Regions from separate parts of the Homo sapiens genome. Here region 2 is linked to region 1. Evidence: chromatin loops called from intact Hi-C (ENCODE). Cell type or tissue: dorsolateral prefrontal cortex. All regions are shown on one strand. Links, peaks and the distances in the headings refer to the core of each region. The heading gives the core; the rest is flanking DNA. Region 1 holds the start of LOC105371689 (a long non-coding RNA gene). Region 2 overlaps SNRPE (small nuclear ribonucleoprotein polypeptide E).

Region 1 (10,396 bases), core at 864-8,863:
CCCCACTTTGAAACCAAGGAGGCAGCCCTGATGGTATCTGAATCACCTTTGAGGTCATTCTTCACTTTACTTGCAGAATAAGGATCTAAGAAGTCCAATAGCCTTCTTTCATTTCATCTTGTTTTCTCTTTCCACTTTATTTGGTTCAAACTGTCAGTGTCTTTGCTGGTATAATTCCATCTCTATTCCTGGCTTTTGCTAAGATGGTTGATGAAGTTTATGAGTCTTACTCATGACCTCTTTATCAAATAGTTTTAGTTTCAGTTTTCTTTTCAGAATAAGCTTTTTCTTTTTTCTTTCTTGTTTTTTTTTTTTTCAGTATGGATAGACTTTCCCAAATCCTCTATTTCTGGTTCCTTTATGCTTAACAATTCCTTCTTCAACTAATTTCTCTCCTTTCCCATTTTGCTGTAAGCAGTCAGGAGGAACAAAGTTGCTCCTTCAATACTCTGCTTAGAAATCTCCTTGGCTAAATATCCAGTTATATTGCTCACAAGTTCTACTTTTCACAAAACCCTCTTTAACCAAGTTCTTCACCACTCTATTTATTTATTTGTTTTTGATACAGAGTCTTTCTCTGTCACTCATGCTGGAGTGCAGTGGTATCATCTTGGCTCACTGCAACCTCTGCCTTCTGGGTTCAAGCAATTCTCATGCCTCAGCCTTCCAAGTAGCTGGGACTACAGGTGTGTGCTACCTCACTCCACTAATTTTTGTATTTTTAGTAGAGATGGACAAGGTTTCACCATGTTGGCCAGTTTGGTCCCAAATTCCTGGCCTCAAGTGATCTGCCCACCTCAGCCTCCCAAAGTGCTGGGATTACAGGCGTGAGCCACCACACCCAGTCTTCTTCACCATTTTATAACAGGTTTCCTTTGCTCCAGTTTCCAGTAACATGATCCTCATTTCTGTCTGACATTTCACCAGAATTACCCTTAACATCTATGTTTCTAGTGTGCACTTCAAAAATCTTGCAGCTTCTACCCATTACCCAGTTCCAAAGCCACTTCTACATGTTTAGATATTTGTTACAGCACTACCTCATGTCTCACTACCAAAAAAATGTATCAGCCAGAGTTCTCCAGGGAAACAGTACAAACAGTGTGTGTGTGTGTGTGTGTGTGTGTGTGTGTGTCTGTGATGTGAGAGAGAAACAGGGCAAGAAAGAGGTATTAGGGGAATTGGTTCATGTGATTATCGAGGCTAAGAATTTGCAAAATCTGCAGTCAGCAATCTAGAGACCTAAGACAGCAATGGTGTAGTTCTAGTCCAAGTCTGAAGGCCTGAGAACCAGACAGCAAGTGGTGTAAATTCAAGTCCAAAAGTCAAGATTGAGACCCACAAAGAGCTTATGTTTCCATTAGAGTCCAAAGGCAGAAGACCAATATCCTAGCTCAAGCAGTCAGACAGACAAAATTCCCTTTTACTGAGCATTTTTGTTCTATTCAGGCTTTTGACTGAATAAGGCCTACCCATATTAGGGAAGAGAATCTGCTTCACTCAGTCTTCTGATTCATATGTTTATCTCATCCAGAAATGCTTCCACAGGCATGCCCAGAATAATGTTTGACCAAATGTCTGGGCACCTCATGTCCCAGTCAAGTTGACACATAAAATGAACTATCATAGTAATCATTCAAGAGAGGTAATAATAGATTATTTAGACCTTTTCCTCAACAGTCTTTGATTGAGTATATACTAAGTGCAAAGTCCCATTCCCAAGGCTGTTTCATGCAAATTTAATTCTGTTCCATATGATTTTATTCCAACCATGGAACTGACTGTTACCACAGATAGTAAGCTCATGTCCACCGAGGTCTTTCTGTAGTTGCCAGCTGGATGGCCTAGTCTGGCTCATGGTTTCTAAGATTCTAGGTGATGGATGGTGATAATGTTATAAAACAGGTAGTAGTTTGGGGAAGGCAGGGAGGCAGTAGCTGTACTAGACCAGTTGTCTGTGTCTTCAGGAGCATATGGATTACCTGGGGAGCTTGTTAAAATGCAGATGCTGATTCAGGAAGTCTGAGATTCTGCATTTCTATCAAGTTCTCAGGTGATGCTGATGCTGCTGAGCCAGAGACAACATTTTGAGTAGTAAGGTATTAGATGAGCTTTAAGGTCCCTTCTGATTCTCTAAATTCAGTCCAATTCAGCAAGTGTTCATTAAGAACTCATTGTGTACCATGATGCCATGAAGTAGCCAATAGAGGTATGAAAGTGTTTTCTGCCTTCAAAAAGCGAACTTATATTTAGAAAGCTGGACAAATATCCAGCCTGGCCAACATGGTGAAACCCCGTCTCTACTAAAAATACAAAAATTAGCTGGGCATGGTGGCAGGTGCCTGTAATCCCAGCTACTCGGGAGGCTGAGGTGGGATAATCACTTGAAATTGGGAGGCAGAGGTTGCAGCGAGTTGAGATCATGCCATTGCACTCCAGCCTGGGCAACAAGAATGAGACTCCATCTCGAAAAAAAAAAAACAAAAAAACAAACAAACAAAAAAAACACTGGACAAATAGCCACAAGTCCCACAGATTACACAATGACTCAACCTTCTGGGTCAACCTGAGTGTCTAGACTCAGGACAGCATTGTGCTTGAAAATTTTTTTTTTTGAGACGGAGTCTCACTCTGTCGCCAGGCTGGAGTGCAGTGGTGTGATCTTGGCTCACTGCAACTTCTGCCTCCCAGGTTAAAGTGATTCTCCTTCCTCAGCCTCCTGAGTAGCTGGGACTACAGGTGCATGCCACCATGCCCAGCTAATTTTTGTATTTTTATTTATTTATTTATTTATTTTGAGACGGAGTCTGGCTCTGTCATCCAGGCTGGAGTGCAATGGCATGATCTCGGCTTACTGCAACTTCCGCCTCCCAGGTTCAAGCGATTCTCCTGCCTCAGCCTCCCCAGTAGTTGGGACTACAGGTGCATGCCACCACGCCCAGCTAATTTTTGTGTTTTTAGTAGAGAAGGGGTTTCATCATGTTGGCCAGGATGGTTTGGATCTCTTGACCTCGTGATCTGGCCGCCTCAGCCACCCAAAGTGCTGGGATTACAGGCATGAACCACCATGCCCGGCCTAATTTTTGTTATTTTTAGTAGAGATGAGGTTTCACCATGTTGGCCAGGATGGTCTTGATCTCTTGACCTCGTGATCCGCCTGCCTCAGCCTCCCAAAGTGCTGGGATTACAGGTGTGAGCCACAGCACCTGGCCAAAATTTTTATATAAATGCCTTCCCAAGAAATTTGGTCTCTTTTTTTTTGAGGAAGTCAGAGAACTGAAATTTAGTAGTTTAGCCACCTAGCAAAATAACCTGAATAGAATAGTAATATGGAGAAGAAGACCAGCTAGACGAAAAACTGTAAAGTTTATCTAAGCCCACGGGGGCAGCCATAGTGGGCTAAGATACTGAGAAAACTAAGAGTACACCAGCCGTATGCACAAGGGGGCCCTGGGAAAGGACACCTCTGACTCAATGTTCTAGGGTCAGAGTTCCTCTAGGGAGGAACACAGGGGAGATACTTGGTGGGGAATAGCAGCACTGTGGATGAAGATCATGGACACCCCTGTGGGAGTGGCCATCAGGCCTAAGGAAGGGCCAGTGCATACCAGTCTTTTCCCAAGCTAGGACTAGTTTCCCCGATCTCTTAGGTTCATCTGGCAGTGGCGGAGGTGGGGAGGGAAGTTGGGAGCTAGTCAAGGGGCTGGTAAAACTACAAACAAGAATGGGAGAAAGCAGTGGCTATGGGGGTAGAGTGGGGAACACTTGTGGGCACAAAGGAGGAAGGGGTGGAATGACAGGGTGGACCCCTTATGGCCTTGGCTATTATGTATGTGAATAGCCAAGCAACAGGCAAAACCTTTGCTAAGCAGGGCTTTTTATAGTCACTCACTCAGGCTGGTCTTGTGATTTGGGGCAAGGGCAGAATCCACTGCCCTGATGATCCTCCTCGCACACCTCAGTTCTCAGCCCCACTGGCCCAGCCCTAATCTCCACTCTACTAGCTTCCCTCCATGGAGGCCCTGATAAGATTGAGGGCAACTGGAAGCCCAGATAGAGACCCTCCCCACTTGGTCTCTTCCCAACACACACACACACACACACACACACACACACACACACACACACACACCCCTAACCAGGCCAGAGACTTGAGCTCAGACTGCCTGGAGCTGGTGGGGGCTGGAAAAAGGGGAGGGGGGAGGGAAGGAAGAGAAGAATCAAACAGAAACCTTCTCATCTTTCTATCAGCAGCCATGCAAGGAATATTGTTCAGCATGGCACAAAAGCGGCACTGAAAATAGCTGCAGCCAGAGTGGGGCTGCCAACCACTGCCTGAGATAACGTCTACTTGGAGACACTGGTGTCTTTGTGGGGCTGTCAGTGTCCCTATTGTTCCCGAGCCTATTGCCTGGGGAATATTGTTCCCAGCTTTTGTCTCCCCCGGCTCACTTTTGTTTGCCTTTACTTACCATTTCATTCCCGCTCCCTTTGTGCTCTCCCATTCCCTCCTTTGTCTCTCCGTCTCTAAGCCTGCCTGTGGCTGTGGATTGGTGCCCAGGGAGACAATAGGCCCTACCCCCTCCCAACCTACAGCCCCACCCCGAACCACACACACCTCATAGTTCCATCCTGCTTCTCCTTCTCCCAAGTGGCACCCAAGATGTCCCAAAGGCAAGAGAGCCTTGAGGGAGGGTGGGCTTCAAGCAACCCACTCCCCTCCTGGTGACAAGGCAGAAAGGCCATTGGAATATTTGGTTCCCAGAGGAGGTCTGAAATGTCTGATGTGGGTCCCTGACTCTTTCAAGATCTCTCTATTTTTTTTTTTTTTTAACAAATTAGGTTTTTGGTCCAGTCAAAGGAATAAGGACAAGCTCATGCTCCACATCCCCCAAACCCTCTTTCAAGTGCCCAGCATGCACTTCTCTGACCAGGGCACTCCGTTTTCTTCCCCCTCCCTGTCAGCCTCAAGGATCAAAGCAACCTCTGTTTATTTGCACATTCAAATCCAGACTGCCTCCAGTAACTTGACCCAGTCAGGCGCCAGGATGGTGCAAGAAAAGCCCCGCCTGCACCCTCCCCATCCAGCAGCGCTTTTGGCTGAACTGGGTAGAAAGGGGACAGGAGTCTCCTAGGGTCAGAGTAGGGAGTGGAAGAGGAGTAGGCAGTGAGGAAAATTAGACTGCCAATCCCTTCAGAATGGCCTCTGGGTCCTCTCACCTCAATGATGGGGGGAAACTGAGGCATCAAAAGAGATTTAGAGGCTGGCACGGTGGCTCACGCCTGTAATCCCAGCACTTTGGGAGACCAAGACAGGCGGATCACTTGAGGTCCAGAGTTCGAGACCAGCCTGGCCAACATGATGAAACCCCATCTCTACTAAAAATACAAAAATTAGCCCAGCATGGTGGTGGGTGCTTGTAATCTCAGCTACTTAGGAGGCTGAGGTGGGAGAATCGCTTGAACCCGGGAGACGGAGGTTGCAGCAGTGAGCTGAGATGGCGCCACTGCACTCCAGCCTGGGCGACAGAGCAAGACTATGTCTCAGAAAAAAAAAGAAAAGAAAGAGAGAGAGAGAGATTTAGAAAACACAGCAGTCAAACCCGGAGCTTGCTTGCCAACCCAGAGCATAGGCAGGTGTCCAATCCCAGTCCTGTAGAGAGATTCTTCTCAGTTCTAGCTGGGAGAAGAAAGGCACCAGGTAGTGCTTAAGGGGCTGGGTTGACTTGTAGAAAATGCTTTTTCTTATACTTCCCCTGTCTTTCTGCCTCACTACAGATGGGAACAGCGATTGGAGAGTCGAGGAAGCTTTTACTTTGGTGGGAGGCTGGCTGGGAGCAGGGATGTAGTCTGAAGCCAGAGAGGAGGCTCTACTCTCTCATTGTTCTAATTCCAAGGACAATGGGAATATTCTCCAGAGAGTCATTGTTTGAAAAGCTGGAAATTGGGTAGGGGATTTCCGGAAAGTTTGAATGGAAGCCAGGCTTGGCTGTGAGGAGACCAGAGGAGCAAGAAGGGAAAAAGGAAGGGAAGGAGGCCGTCTCTGGCTTCAGAGAAAAGTACTACTGGGCCCTGAGGACAAATCTGCCCTCCTGATTTCATGGCTATCAATCCCAGGCTACCCATTTTTTGTTCTGATTCTTGCTCCACCCGTCTCCTCTATCTGCCTTCTCTAGCCAAGATCAGTTTAGATTCTTAATACTCTTCAAGTAGAAAGAGAAGCAAAAAACTTTGTCCCTGCCTTGGAAGCAAGAATTGAGTCTGATCCACCTTTGCAACTCTAGCCCATAGCGCAGAGCCCAGAGCATATGCAGAGCTTCGTAAATGTGCAAAGAATGGATTCATGAAGACATTGTGGACTCTTGATCTCAGAAAGCCACTTTGACTATCCCTGAACTTCTGGTAGGGTGGGTATGGAACTGAAGGTTTGAGGTGAGAAAAATCTAAAGGTGAGGGATAAGATTCTGGGATAGATGAGGCAAGTGGTGCGGAACGTGGGGTGCAATTAACAGACAGCAATGACACAGCAATGCAGAACAATATTTGGCCTCTAGAACAAAATCCCCTGCCTCAATCCTCTGTACTCTTCCCACTCACCGTATGTAGTCTGAGCTGTCTTTCAAAGATATAGAGGTGATCACTTTTTGGCTCTGTGTAAAACCACTGGTGGCTTCCCGCTGCCTTCAGTTACTTGTAAGGCACTAAAATGGAACTCTTCAAGGACAGGGCAATCTTGATTGTTCCTGTATTCACCACAGGTAACTGGTGCCTGGCCAGCGCTATAGGCACCCAGTAAAGGTGGAATTGAACTAACTGAGAAGAGTGTGAGTCAATGTTGCCAATTCTACAGTGGTTCCTGGATGGCATTTCAAGTTAGCTACCTTCAATGATTTTGATGGTGAGTGTTTTATCCATTTTACAGTTATTGATATGATCTTTGAAAACAGCCAAGGGCCATGAAAATAAAAACATTTACATTTCTTTTTAAAATTGGTACAGCACTTGGGAGGCCAAAGGTGGGAGGATCACTTGAGGCCAGAAGTTCAAGACCAGCCAGGGCAACATAGCAAGACCTTACCTCTACAAAACACTTAAAAATTAGCCAGGCATGGTGGCATGCACCTGTAATCCCAGCTACACAGGAAGCTGAGGTGGAAGGACTGCTTGAGCCCAGGGGTTCCAAGTTGCAGTGAGCCATTATTAATTTTTTTTTTTTTTGAGACAGAGTCTCGCACTGTCACCCTGGCTGGAGTGCAGTGGCACAATCTCGGCTCACTGCAACCTCCGCCTCCCAGGTTCAAGCGATTCTCCTGCCTCAGCCTCTTGAGTAGCTAGGATTAAAGGTGCCCGCCACCACGCCTGGCTAATTTTTTTGTATTTTTAGTAGACATGGGATTTCACTATGTTAGCCAGGCTGTTCTCGAACTCCTGACCTTGTGATCCGCCCGCCTCGGCCTCCCAAAGTGCTGAGATTACAGGCGTGAGCCACCACGCCCAGCCTTGCAGTGAGCCATGATCATGCCACTGCACTCTAGCCTAGGGAACAGAATAAGACTCCAACTCAAAAAAAAAAAAATTGAGTCATATCTCATCTAACTAGAATATGGCTGAGAACAAGGACGTAAGCTAATATAGGCTGCAGACTAATCAAAAGCAATGGCATAAAGAAATATATTCCATTTATGTGAGATAACAAAGTATCTCCCTTACAGCTAGAGATGGCCGAAGAAATATATGTGGAAGAGGTAGAGCATCTGGAAACTTTAAAAGGGGCTAACTCTGGTGGTAGGCATATCTTTTCACCCTTCTCACTTTCCTCTTTGTCCTGTCTGGAATGTAGTTATGATCAGCCAGGCATGGCGGCACGTGTAAGAGGATCACTGCTTGAGCCCAGGAGTTTGAGTCCAGCCTGGGCACGTAGCAAGACCTCATCTCTTAAAAAATAAAAAGAACCAGCAGGGCACATTGGCTCATGCCTGTAATCTCAGCACTTTGGGAGCCCAAGGCAGGTGGATCACAAGGTCAGGAGTTCGAGACCAGCCTGATCAACATGGTGAAACCCAGTCTCTACTAAAAATACAAAACTTAGCCAGGCTTGGTGGCATGCACCTGTAATCCCAGCTACTCAGGAGGCTGAGGCAGAAGAATTGCTTGAACCTGGGAGGCAGAGGTTGCAGTGAGCCGAGATCGCACCACTGCACTCCAGCCTGGGTGACAGAGCGAGACTTCATCCCAAAAAAATAAAAATAAAAATAAATACATAAATAAATAGAACCTGGTCATGATCACTGGATCTCCAGCAGCCATCTTGTGACCACAAAGGGCCACTGAGTTTGAAACTTTTGTGTTAAGGAAGGCCAAACAGAAAAACAGAAAGTGCTTGAGCCCAGATGACTGAGGAGCCCACAATACAAGCTTCAAATTGCATACCTCTGAAGTTTTTTATACAGGGCGAGAAAAGCTTTTATTAGATTAAGTCCTTTAATTTAGGCCTTTGTTATTAGAAGTCAAGTACAATGCCTCACTAATGAAGTACATGAGTTCTATCAATAAAGAAATACATTTCTATATCATCTCTTTGTTTGCTGAACTAGTTGGAAAAAGAAAAGGAATCATAAGAGATATTCCATTGTTTGCTAGAGCACGTGAGTAATCCTGTGGGTTTTGAAAGTGAAGTCACAAGCTGAGTTTGGAGGCAGGAGCTATAGACATAGAGACAGTACATCTGTTCTGTGCAGTGAAGCAGGAGGAATCATTCTGAGTAGCGTAGAGCCCAAGCAACAGGCAAAATATTGCTATAGATGTGTATATGGACATTGGAATCAAGTGGCAGCTTACAGCCAGAAAGAAGAGAAGGGGAAAAACTCTAAAAGAAGACACAAGTGGCCAGTCGTGGTGGCTCATGCCTGTAATACCAGCAATTTGGGAGGCCCGAGGCAGGTGGATTGCTTGAGGTCAGGAGTTCGAGAGCAGCCTGGCCAACATGGCGAAACCCCATCTCTACTAAAAATACAAAAATTAGCCAGGCTTGGTGGTGGGTGCCTGTTATCCCAGCTACTCGGGAGGCTGAGGCAGGAGAATCGCTTGAACCAGGGAGGAGGTTGCAGTGAGCCAAGATTACACCACTGCACTCCAGCCTGGGCAACAGAGCAAGACTGCCTCAAAAAAAAAAAAAAAAAAAAAAAGAAGAAGAAGACACAAGAACTAAAAAAAACACAGACATTCACCAATGTTAATGACACTTAAATCCAAATAGGTATATAAACTTTATCAGGGCCTGAGGGGCATGAGGTTTTTGCAACACTACACAAAAGTGGATGATTCAAAATAATGAGTATATGCCATCAAAGCAAGTCTGCTCCATTTAGTCATGCAGGAACCAAGTTCTGGGTCAAGACAGCAGGTGGAGCAAAGTTGAAACCTCCTCCTTCTCCAAACACATAAAATGAGAGAGGGAATAGGTTTAAAAACTCATAGCCACACTTGAAAACAAGAAAGGGAAATCTTAAAAGCTACTAAAGAGGGAAGACAGATTATTTACCAAGAAACAAGAATCAGATTGGGCTGGGTGAGGTGGTTCAGGCCTGTAATCCCAGCACTTTGAGAGGCTGAGGAGGGAGGATCACTTCAGCCCAGGAGTTCTGGGCAACATGGCGAGAGCCTGTCTCCACAAAAAAAAATTTTTTTTTTTTCCCATGGAGTTTCATTCTTGTTTCCCAGGCTGGAGTGCAATGGCTAGATCTCAGCTCACTGCAACCTCCGCCTTCCACGTTCAAGCAATTCTCCTGCCTCAGCCTCCCAAGTAGCTGGGATTACAAGCACCCACCATCATGCCTGGCTAATTTTTGTACTTTTAGTAGAGACAGGGTTTTGTCATGTTGGCTAGGCTGGTCTTGAAGTCCTGACCTAAGGTGATCCACCCGCCTCAGCCTCCCAAAGTGCTGGGATTACAGGTGTGAATAACCGTGCCCGGCTTACAAAAAATTTAAAAATTATCCAGATGTGGTGGTGTGTGCCTGTAGTCCCAGCTACTGTGGAGGCTGAGGTGGGAGGATCACTTGAACCCAGGAGATCGAGGCTTCCAGTGACCTGTGACTGTGCCACTGCACTCCAGCCTGGGCGACAGAGTGAGACCCTGTCTCAAAAAAAAAAAAAAATCGGATTGATTCCCGACTTTCTCATACATAAGCAGATGCCAAAAGGCAACGGAATAAAATCCTGAAAATGCTGAAATAAAATAATGTTAAATGTAAAAATCTATGCCCAGTAAGACGCACAAACTCTGAAATTTTACTAATCACAGACTCTCACTGAAAGAACTGTTTGAACAAAAAGAAAAGTGAATTCTGAAGGAGAAAATGTAGGAATCAAAATGCAACACATACACATCTGTAAT
Region 2 (10,396 bases), core at 919-8,918, 130 kb after region 1:
TCGCATCACTGCGCTCCAGCCTGGGTGACGGAGCGAGACTCTGTCTTCATCCCATGGTCCCCCAAAAAAACGGAAAAAAAAATTCTGACGTTTTCTATAACATGAATGAAGCTTGAGGACATTATGCTAAATAAAATAAGCCAGTCACAAAGAGACAAATACTGCGTGATCCTATTATATTAAGTACTTAGAACAGAAAAAATCAGAGAAAGGAAGAATGGTGATTGCCAGGGGATTAGGGAAAATGTAGAGTTAATAGGTACAGAGTTTCAGTCCTGCAAGATGAAAAGTTCTGGCGATTGGTTGCACAATGTGAATATACTTAACACTACTGAACTGTACACTTAAAAACGGTTAAGATGGTAAATATATGTGTACTTTACCACAATTCAAAACAATTTTTTATTCTTTTGAGTCAGGGTCTCACTGTCACCCAGGCTGGAATGCAGTGGCATAAACGTAGCTCACTGTAGCCTCTATCAACCTCCTAGGCACAAGTAATCCTCCTGCCTCAACCTCTGAAGTAGCTGGGACCACAGCCCTAACTGGCTTTTTTAAAATTTATTTTTTATAGAAATGGGGTTTCACAGGCCAGGCGCAGTGGCTCACACCTGTAATCCCAGCACTTTTTAGGAGGCCGAGGCAGTGGACCACCTGAGGTTGGGAGTTCGAGACCAGCCTGACCAACATGGAGAAACCCCATCTCTACTAAAATTACAAAAAAATTTAGCCAGGCATGGTGGTGCATGCCTGTAATCCCAGCTACTTGGGAGGCTGAGGCAGGAGAATTGCTTGAACCCTGGAGGTGGAGGTTGTGGTGAGCCGAGATCATGCCATTGCACTCCAGCCTGGGCAAAGAGAGCGAAACTCCGTCTCAAAAATAAAAAAAAAGAAAAAAAGAAATGGGGTCTCACCATGTTGCCTAGGCTGGTCTCGAACTCCTAAACTCATGTGATCCTCCTGCCTCAGCCTCCCAAAGTGCTGGAATTACAGGTGTAAGCCACTGCACTCAACGTAAAACTAATTTTTTAAAAAAGGAATAAAATACCAAAATGATAAACAAAACAACCTATACCTATTAGTATGAAGTTTAGAAGGATAAGTATCTAACTCTTAACAGTGCTCATCTAAGGAGAATACTAGTAGGAAAAGGAGCAATTTTTTTTCTATTTCTATATACTGTTTGGATTTTGATCATAAAAATGTACTAAGCTAATACTTTTAAATTTTTAATAATTCCATTGGATATAACTTTTAAGTTCATCTCCAGGTACTAATAGACTTAAGTTCTCAAGCTACCTTAAAAATAAAGTTTTGCTGAGCGCAGTGGCTCACACCTGTAATCCCAGCACTTTGGGAGGCCAAAGCAGGAGGATTGCTTGACCTCAGGAGTTTGAGACTAGCCTGGGCAACAAGGTGCGATCCCATCTTTACAAAAAAAAAAATTAAAAATTATACCTAGATGTAGCTTCTCTACTCCCTCTCAAATCTCTGCCTGGTTTGGACCATCTGCCTCCACTCTTGCCTCTACCATGTTCATCAGGGTGACCCAGAAGTCCTACAAGGTATCCACCTCTGGTCCCTGGGTCTTCAGCAGCTGCTTCTAAATGAATAGGCCCAATGCTGCATTAGCTCCTCAAGGCTCTCCCAAGTGGGTAGCAGCAGTGCTTCTGGGGTGGCCTGGGTCTGAGTGGAGGCTATAGCAGGGCCAGTGGTAATGGGCAGCATCACAGCCATCATGATGAACCAGAGCCTGCTGAGCCCCCTTAAGCTGGAGGTGTAACCGAACATCCAGGCCATGTGTACCCAGGAGAAAGAGCAGATCAAGACTCTTAACAATAAGTTTGCCTCCATCACTGACACGATACAGCTCCTGGAGCAGCAGAACAAGATGCTGCAGAGCAAGTGTAGCCTCCAGTAGCAGCAGAAGACGGCACAGAGCAACATGGACAACATGCTCGAGAGCTACATCAACAACCTTCAGCAGCAGCTGTACATTCTGGGCCAGGAGCAGCTGAAGCTGGAGGCAGAGCTTGGCAACATGGAGGGGCTGCTGGAGGACTTCAAGAATAAGCATGAGGATGAGATCAATAAGTGTACAGAGATGGACAATGCATTTGTCTTCATCAAGAAGTTTACGGACAAAGCTTACATGAAGAATGTAGAGCTGGAGTCTTGCATGGAAGGGCTGATTGACGAGATCAATTTCATCAGGCAGCTGTATGAAGAGGAGATCCAGGAGCTGCAGTCCTAGATCTTGGACACATCTGTGGTCCTGTCCATGGACAACAGCCACTCCACGGACACAGACAGCATCACCACTGAGGTCAAGGACCAGTACGAGATTGCCAACCACAGCTGGGCCAGGCTGAGAACACACACCAGATCAAGTACGAGGAACTGCAGACACTGGCTGGGAAGCATGAAGATGATGTGTCGCACAAAGACAAAAATCTCTGAAATGAACCAGAACATCAGCTGGCTCCAGGCTGAGACTGAGAGCCTCAAAGGCCAGAAGACTTCCCTGGAGGCTGCCATCACGAATGCCAAGCAGCGTGGGAGCCGCCATTAAGGACAGCAATGCGGCTGGCTGCAGTGGCTCACCTCTGTTAATCCCAGTACCTTGGGAGGCCGAGGCAGATGGATTGTTTGAGGCCAGGAGTTCGAGACCAGCCTGGGCAACACAGCAAAGTCCTCTAACAAAAATACAAAAATTAGCTAGTCTTATAACCCAGTCTCAAAAAAATAAATAAAAATTTAAAAATAATTTTTTTTTTTAAAAGACACCACCCCCAAGCAGGCATACTAGGAGCTGAGGAATGTCAAGCTGGCCCTGGACACAGAGGTTGCCACCTACATGAAGCTGCTGGAGGGCAACAAGAACAGGCTGGAGTCTGGGATGCCGAACATAAGTATATATATAAAGACCACCAATGGCTGCTCAGGTGCACTGAGCTTGGCCTATGGGGCCTCACAAGCCCTGGCCTCATCTATGGCTAGGCTCCAGCTTTGGCTCTGGCAGGGGCTCTAGCTCCTTCAGCCGCACCAGCTTCTCCAGGGTTCCTCCAGGTGCCGTAGTTGTAAAGAAAATAGAGACGCGAGATGGGAAGCTGGTGTCCAAGTCCTCTGATGTCCTGCCCAAGTAAATGGCCATGGCAGCCCCTCCCAGCCCATCCCTTCCTGTGGATGCCCCAGAGCCTGTGGAAGAGGCCACTGTGCAGGGGAGCATAGGGAACAGAAGTGAACATAGCCTCACCTAAGAGAGGCTCAGTCCTAGCTCTCAGCCCACTCATGGAGGGAGTTTATTGCCTGGGGTACCCCCCTGGCCCATGACTCCAGCTATAAAACAATTTGTTTTTTGTTTTTTCCAAAATAAAGCCTCAACTACCTCTGCCATTAAAAAAAACAAAAAACAAAAAAACTGCCAGGCTTGGTGGTGTGTGCCTGTGGTCCCAGCTACTCGGGGCGCTTAAGTGGGAGAATCACTTGAGCCCAGGAGGTCAAGGTCACAGTGAACTGTGATTGTGCCATTGCACTCCAGCCTGGGCAACAGAGCAAGACTCTGTCTCAACAATAAAGTTCTAACAAGCAATTCCTCACAAAAGCATGAATGAGTAGATAGTTTAGTTAAGGAAAATGCCTGTGTTATCCAGTTAACCTGAGATGCTATTAGGCTTACCCCACCATGACACTTCCCAGCCCATAATGCCTTAATCCAAATTAGAGGTACACTCTCTAATCCTGAAACTGTTGACAAGTGTGATATGGCAAGAGCTGGCACCCCAAAGCACAATATCCTATGATTTTCAAACTTTTCCTTCTGCCTACCTGCTACTAATTGAACAGCAGGCCCACATCACCACTTTTCTTTCAGAGCCTGATTCTCTATTCCTCCCACCCCCTGCTTCAAGAATGCTATGAGGGTTAGGGGTGTCTATCAAGACCCCCTCAGCAACCAACAGCCATTCCAGAAAAGCTGACATAACCCAGGGCTGCCAACAAGAGCAGCTTCCCAGCAGGATGTTTTAGTAACCTTAACGAGGCAGAGAGCAACGCCTCTCGTAAATTCTGGTTGGAAGAAACAATCTAGAGATGGTGGAAAAGTACAACTTAAAAAGCAAACACCACAGGCTCCAGTAGAGCAGGAAAGCAAGCAGAGATTTCTAAATACAGAGCTCAATTGTAAGAGTTCACTGTACCTTAATTCTCACTATCATCATTTGCTCTGTCAAAAATAGAACCTTCCATGTCTTGATCCATTCAGAATAAGCCACAGCAGGCACAGCTCTGCTTCCACAGGGCAGCCAGGTCAGAAAGGCCACACAGGGAAATGGAAAAGGCAGCCAGCAGGTTTTCTTAGAGATTATACTCCTCTGGGCTTTTATCCTTCTTCCCAGCTATTCTGGTGCCAAGAAAGCTGCAGGGAGGTCTTTGCTCTGCTCTGAAAAAGCTTCAATTCAATCTTCTCACCAGCAGGGCTGAAGCAGTCTCAGGGCTGTAACTCCCTCTGCTGCCCAATGTTTTCTTTGCATGTTGTGATCAGTTTAATTAATTTCAAACTCAAATGTTAAAAGAACTAATGCAGCCCTTTATTTCAAAACATAATCAAAAGAGCATGAGTTCAGACAGGAGGAATATAGATGGAATGCATGGTTCAAAGCTGGATACACTTCTGCATTCACCTACAAATCTCCTCTATCTCGGAAAGGATTTCTTTTATTCAGTTTCATGAAAAGTCTCCTTCACAGGCATGTAGAAAAGCAGGAGCCAGACTTCTTGGTCCTTCCTCACCCGTCCTTAATAACAACATGGCCTTTAGCAGAACTTAAGGCAGGCCTTATTCATCTTTCAAGATCCAATTTAAATAGCACTTAGAATGAGGCATTAAAACCACCTGCTTACCTGTCTGTTTCACTGTATTGATTCAACAGTGTCTAGCTAACAGCAGATGCTCACTATCTAACAGGATTCTAACTAGAACCATGTGCGATACTGGGGGAAGGGAAACCTGTCCATATAAGAATTCAACCAGCAATCACTGGGGGAAGAACCAAAATTCTTAAGAGATAAGAATAAGAGACAGGTGTATTTCTCCAACATACCATTATTCTGCCTAACAATTTGCCTACCAGCTATGCTTGTGGTCCTTTTCAGATTACCAATCTCAGTCTCTTTCCTGTAAACTCTTAACTGATTTTTAATGTACTTGAAAGGCACTTCATTCTTTCCCTATATCCAAATACTTCTCACATTCTGATCTTAGCGATAAAATTCACAAAGACCTCACAGTGACTCAATGAGAGTGTTGAGCAATACTGACCCCATTAAATAATGTACCCAACATATTTAGGTTAGAAACTCTGGTATTCCAGCATCCAGAACTACAAGTGATGAAGACTTTTGTTAGTGCAATAACTCTTATTTATTTTTCTGAACCCTCCCCTTCTCCACCTCCCAATACTGGAAGCTTACCCATCAGGCAGAATTCCTAATCTGCCTCAAAATCTACAGGTCCAAGCTCTGCGAATACCAAGTGCTCAAGGCAACTGCGACCCTTCAGAAAACTAAATACCAGCAACGAATGGTGTTACTGTGTAAAAAGTTTCTACTGCTGAATAGTAAGAAGCAATGTAAATTTTTTAATACAAACAATCCCATAGTATTTATTGCCATCTTGTAGTAACACGAGGGTAATCAAAACAATATGAATAAATGTTCACATTGGACAAAGGACATCTAAAAACAAACTGTATCCTTCTCAACAATTTCTCACTTCATTGATCATTTCTAGTTGGAGACACTTTGTAGCAGAGTAATATTATCTCCTTTTAGCATGATCCGACCTGCAACACAAAAACAACAAAAAGCTATTAATAGCCACACACTCAGATGTTTTACTCTCAGAATTTTGTATCCAGTTTTTGAACAATATTTTGAAAATGCTTTCTTATAAAAATATGTGAACATTTTCAAGTGTCCATATAGTGAAAGGCTTTCTGGCTCCATTAGAATACATTTATCTTTTCAAGAGACTAACATAGGTAGATGACATTTCATGACAAATATCATTTCTATGGACTAAGTCAACTCAATAGGCCTCATACAACATTTCCCAATGCTGAATTTGTAATAAAAGTTTGGAAATGAGTCGTATGTCAAGTTTGGGAAATACAGCATATTATAACTCCATTCTTAAAGCTGTTAGTATATTAAAGACTCCACCCTATCTCTACTAAAAATACAAAATTAGCAGAGCCTGGTGGCGCGTGCCTGTAATCCCAGCTACTTGGGAGGCTGAGGCAGGAGAATTGCTTGAATCCGGGAGGCGGAGGTTGCAGTGAGCCAAGATGGCACCATTGCACTCCAGCCTGGGCAACAAGAGCAAAATTCATCTCCAAAAAAAAAAAAAAAAAAAAAAAAAAAAAAAAAAGACTCCATCCTACAATAAACAAACCTGTTTTACCCAAAATTTCCTAAGGTTATTTAAGACAATACTTTTCTGAGAAATTTATAAACATCTTCAGGAACACTGGTGTTCACTGGTAGAACGGTTTGAGACACGTTGATCAACTCCAACAGTAATTAAACTGTTCTACTTTCCCAGGCTTCTGCAGGTATTAATAACATTCTATTCTACAGGATAAATACTACCATGGGAATTCAACAGTTGGTAAATAATTTATGAATAATATGACCTCAGTAAGGCTAAGCTTGCCCGTCCTGGCAAGACATCTTTAAATCTAAAAAACCCGGCTGGGTATGGTGGCTCACACCTATAATCCCAGCACTTTGGGAGGCCAAGGTGGGTGGAATGCCTGAGCTTAGGATTCGAGACCAGCCTGGACAACACGGTGACACCCCGTCTTCTACTAAAATACAAAAAATTAGCCAGGTGTGGTGGCATGCCCTGTAATCCCAGTTACTTGGGAGGCTGAGGCAGGAGAATCGCTTGAACCCAGGAGGTGGAGGTTGCAGTGAGCTGAGATTGTGCCATGGCACTCAAGCCTGGGAGACAGAGTGAGACTCCGTCTCCAAAAAAATAAATAAATAAATAACAATAAATCTAAAAAACCCAGGCTTTCATAAAAATAGTCTAAGCAGGAAGCAGCCAGCGAAACACCATACTGCTTCTCAGAATCTACTTTCCATATATCTAGTTCAGGTTGAAGAGAATCCTGAGGGTCTGAAAGAGAGACACCTGAAACCCACCACTGATAAAAGTATTAGTGAGCATTTAACAAATAAAGACAAAATGCCTAAATAAACCTCAAGTGAATGGGATGTTAACAGAAATGATTCAGTGTGTCTTGATGAAACCGTGAATCCTAAGACCATTCATTAACTGGGTTAAGAAATACCATTCATTGCCAGGCTTAGTGGCTCACACATGTAATCCCAGCATTTGGGAGGCCGAGGCAGGTGGATTGCCTGAGCTCAGAAGTTAGAGACCAGCCTGGGCAACACAGTGAAACCCCGTCTCTACTAAAACACAAAAAATCAGCCAGGCGTGGTGGTACACGCCTGTAGTCCCAGCTACTTGGGAGTCTAAGGCAGGAGAATTGCTTGAACCTGGGAGGCAGAGGTTGCAGTGAGCCAAAATCACGTCATTACACTCCAGCCTGAGCGACAGAGACTCTGTCTCCAAAAACAAAAGAAAGAAATACCATTCATTGTTCAAATATTTTTTAGTTTCTATTATGTGCCAGGCATTGAGTTAGGTACTGAGCACACTGGGATCAAAAAAGGCATGACTCATACACTTACGGTGAAGCATCTGATAACAGGAGAGACACTAATAAAATAATTTCAATAATAAAGGTTTTACTACAAACTCAGGGAGCACATAATCCCGCCTTCCCCCATCCCCAGCAAAACCAAATTAAACTTTGAACTTTTTAGAGCAGGGCTTCCTAACCCCTGGGCCACAGACCAGTACCAGTCCTGGTCCCTGTTAGAAACTGGGTCACACAGCAAGAGGTGAGCAGTGGGCGAGGTGGCGGAGCTTCATCTGTATTTACAGCCACTCCCCATCACTAGTATTCCCGCCTGGGCTCTGCCTCCTGTCATATCAGTGGAAGCCTTAGATTCTCATAGGAGCGCAAAACCTATTGTGAACCGGGCAAAGAGGGATCTAGGTTGCGCACTCCTTATGAGAACCTAATGCCTGATGATCTGTCACTGTCTCCCATCACCCCCAGATGGGACTGTCTAGTTGTGGGAAAACAGGCTCAGGGCTCCCACTGATTCTACATGATGGTGAGTTGTATAATTATTTCATTATATATTACAATGTAATAATAATAAAGTGCACTATAAATGTAATGTGCCTGAATCATCCGAAAGCCATCCCCCACACCCCAGTCCACAGAAAAATTGTCTTCCACAAAACCGGTCCCTGGTGCCAAAATGGTTGGGGACCACTGTTTTTTTTTTTTTTTTTGAGACAGAGTCTCGCTGTGTCGCCCAGGCTGGAGCGCAGTGGCGTGATCTCAGCTCACTGCAAGCTCCGCCTCCCAGGTTCGCGCCATTCTCCTGCCTCAGCCTCCCGAGTAGCTGGAACTACAGGCACCCGCCACCATGCCCAGCTAATTTTTTTTTTTTTTTTTTTTTTTCAGGAAAGACAGGGTTTCACCATGTTAGCCAGGATGGTCTTGAATTCCTGACCTCGTAATCCACCCGCCTCGGCCTCCCAAAGTGCTGGGATTACAGGTGTGAGCCACTGCACCTGGCCTAGGGGACCGCTGTCTTAAAAGAAGTGATATTTGATCTGAGCTCTACAGACACAAGGAATATCATATACAAAGATTAATGGTTGGGCAAATCTGCAGATTCAAAGAACTGAAATAAGACAAGTGTTGCTAAAGCTCAGAAAGTGAGGCAGTGATACGAGATGAGCAGAGGGAGATAAGACTAGATCATGAAGATCATTAGATTTGCAGAATCATTAGATTTTTTTTTATCCTAACAGCAACAGGAAGTCATTGCAGTATTTCAAGCAAAGGGATGACATATGTTCAGACTGGTGTTTTTAAAAGATGAGTGAGGCCTGGAAAGCAAACTGGAGGTAGCTGCAGAGAAATCAATTAGTAAGCTGAACTGGAAACTGGTGCCATTCAATAAGGCAGGAAATAATAATACAATAGCTCTAAACAGTGTGAGTTGGAATTGAGTTTGCTTTCTGATATGCTGACTTTAAGAAGCCTTTGAAACATTCAAGTAGAAATGGTGAATAGGCCCAGACAAACAAATTTGGGAGTCAGTATTTATAGATGGTAACTGAAGCTGTACTCCAGTGCCTAGGCAGACAATACTGAATGACAGGAGGGCCTAGAACCAAGCCTGGAGCAACTCATTTAGTGATTGGGTCCCAAGAATGAATATATAAGTCTGAAAAATAGCCAGAAGTGAAAAATAAAAACCCAAGTATAATATCGTAGAGCCAAGGTGTGATACTGCAAAATATTTACTTGGTCTTCAATCCCATACAACTCCTAAAATCCTTAGAATCTCTAAGATGTTGCCTTTTTGTATGCTAATGATTGACTGATGGCCAGCAGCCCCTACAACGTTTCAGCATGGGAGCTGCTCACTGAAAGGACCAAGGCATTAGTGATGTCGGACTTTCAGCCCCACCCTCCCACCCGGGGAGGAGGAAAGGAGCTGAAGGTTAAGCTGATCACCAACGGCCAATTTAATCAGTCATGCCTACATAATGAAGCTTACATAAAAACTGAAAACAATGGGGTTCTGATAGCTCAACATGTGGAGGTTCCCAGAGTGGTGAGCTTGCAGAGGGCACAAAAGCTTCGCATCCCTTCCTATATGCCTTGCCCTACGCATCTCTTCATCTGTACTTTTTGTAATATCCTTTATAACAGACCAGTAAATACAAGTGTTTCCCCGAGTTCTGTGAGCTGCTCTAGCAAATTAATCAAACCAACGGAGGGGTCATGGGACCCAGTTTATAGCCAGTCAGTAAGAAGCACAGGTAAAACAATCTGGAGCTGACAATTAGCATCTGGTGGAGGACTGAGGGGCATGGAAGGCAATCTTGGGGATTGAGCCCTCAACCTCTGGGAACTGACGCTATCTCAGGTAGATAGTGTTAGAACTGAACTGAACTTGACGACTCTGAGCTGATGTCCACTGCCGAACTGATTGCTTGCTTGGTGTGTGGGGAAATATGCCCATACATCTGGTCACAGAAGTCTTCTGTGTTAATTATTGTCAACTGAGGAAACAGAAAAATCTACTTGGGTTTTTCCTGCCACTCAGACACGGGAACAAAGCGCTTTAAGGAGGGAGCAGCCAACAGTGCCAAATGCTGTTGAGAGTTTAATAAAATGAGGATTAGTACTGATCATTAGATTTAATACCACTAGTCTTTGGTTCCCTT

Evidence for each region. A loop is a pair of places that touch in the nucleus more often than their neighbours do. Peaks named below come from ENCODE experiments on the same cell type or tissue, not always from the same donor. Only the 100,000 strongest peaks of a DNase experiment are listed, where the experiment ranks them.
Region 2: a loop joins it to region 1, with 4 times the contacts of the local background. A loop is called at or near these places in 8 of 110 quality-filtered maps.

Annotation. Positions count from the first base shown.
Region 1 is chr1:203,990,919-204,001,314 of GRCh38, reverse strand. LOC105371689 (a long non-coding RNA gene) reads right to left here and starts at 4,529. Exons shown (of 3, transcript XR_922443.4): 1 at 4,473-4,529. RefSeq lists an enhancer at 4,215-4,778. In dorsolateral prefrontal cortex, for the core only: no CTCF peak of the experiment used is centred there; DNase peaks (open chromatin) are centred at 4,364 and 5,014; H3K4me3 peaks cover 765 bases; H3K27ac peaks cover 1,814 bases.
Region 2 is chr1:203,865,324-203,875,719 of GRCh38, reverse strand. It overlaps SNRPE (small nuclear ribonucleoprotein polypeptide E), which reads right to left. Exons shown (of 5, transcript NM_003094.4): 5 at 4,568-5,843. The coding sequence ends at 5,788. It also overlaps the pseudogene KRT8P29. Among named protein-coding and RNA genes, the nearest start is that of SNRPE, 8.9 kb to the right of the region's middle. In dorsolateral prefrontal cortex, for the core only: CTCF peaks have their summits at 4,303 and 4,504 (motif pointing left); a DNase peak (open chromatin) is centred at 4,459; H3K27ac peaks cover 1,690 bases.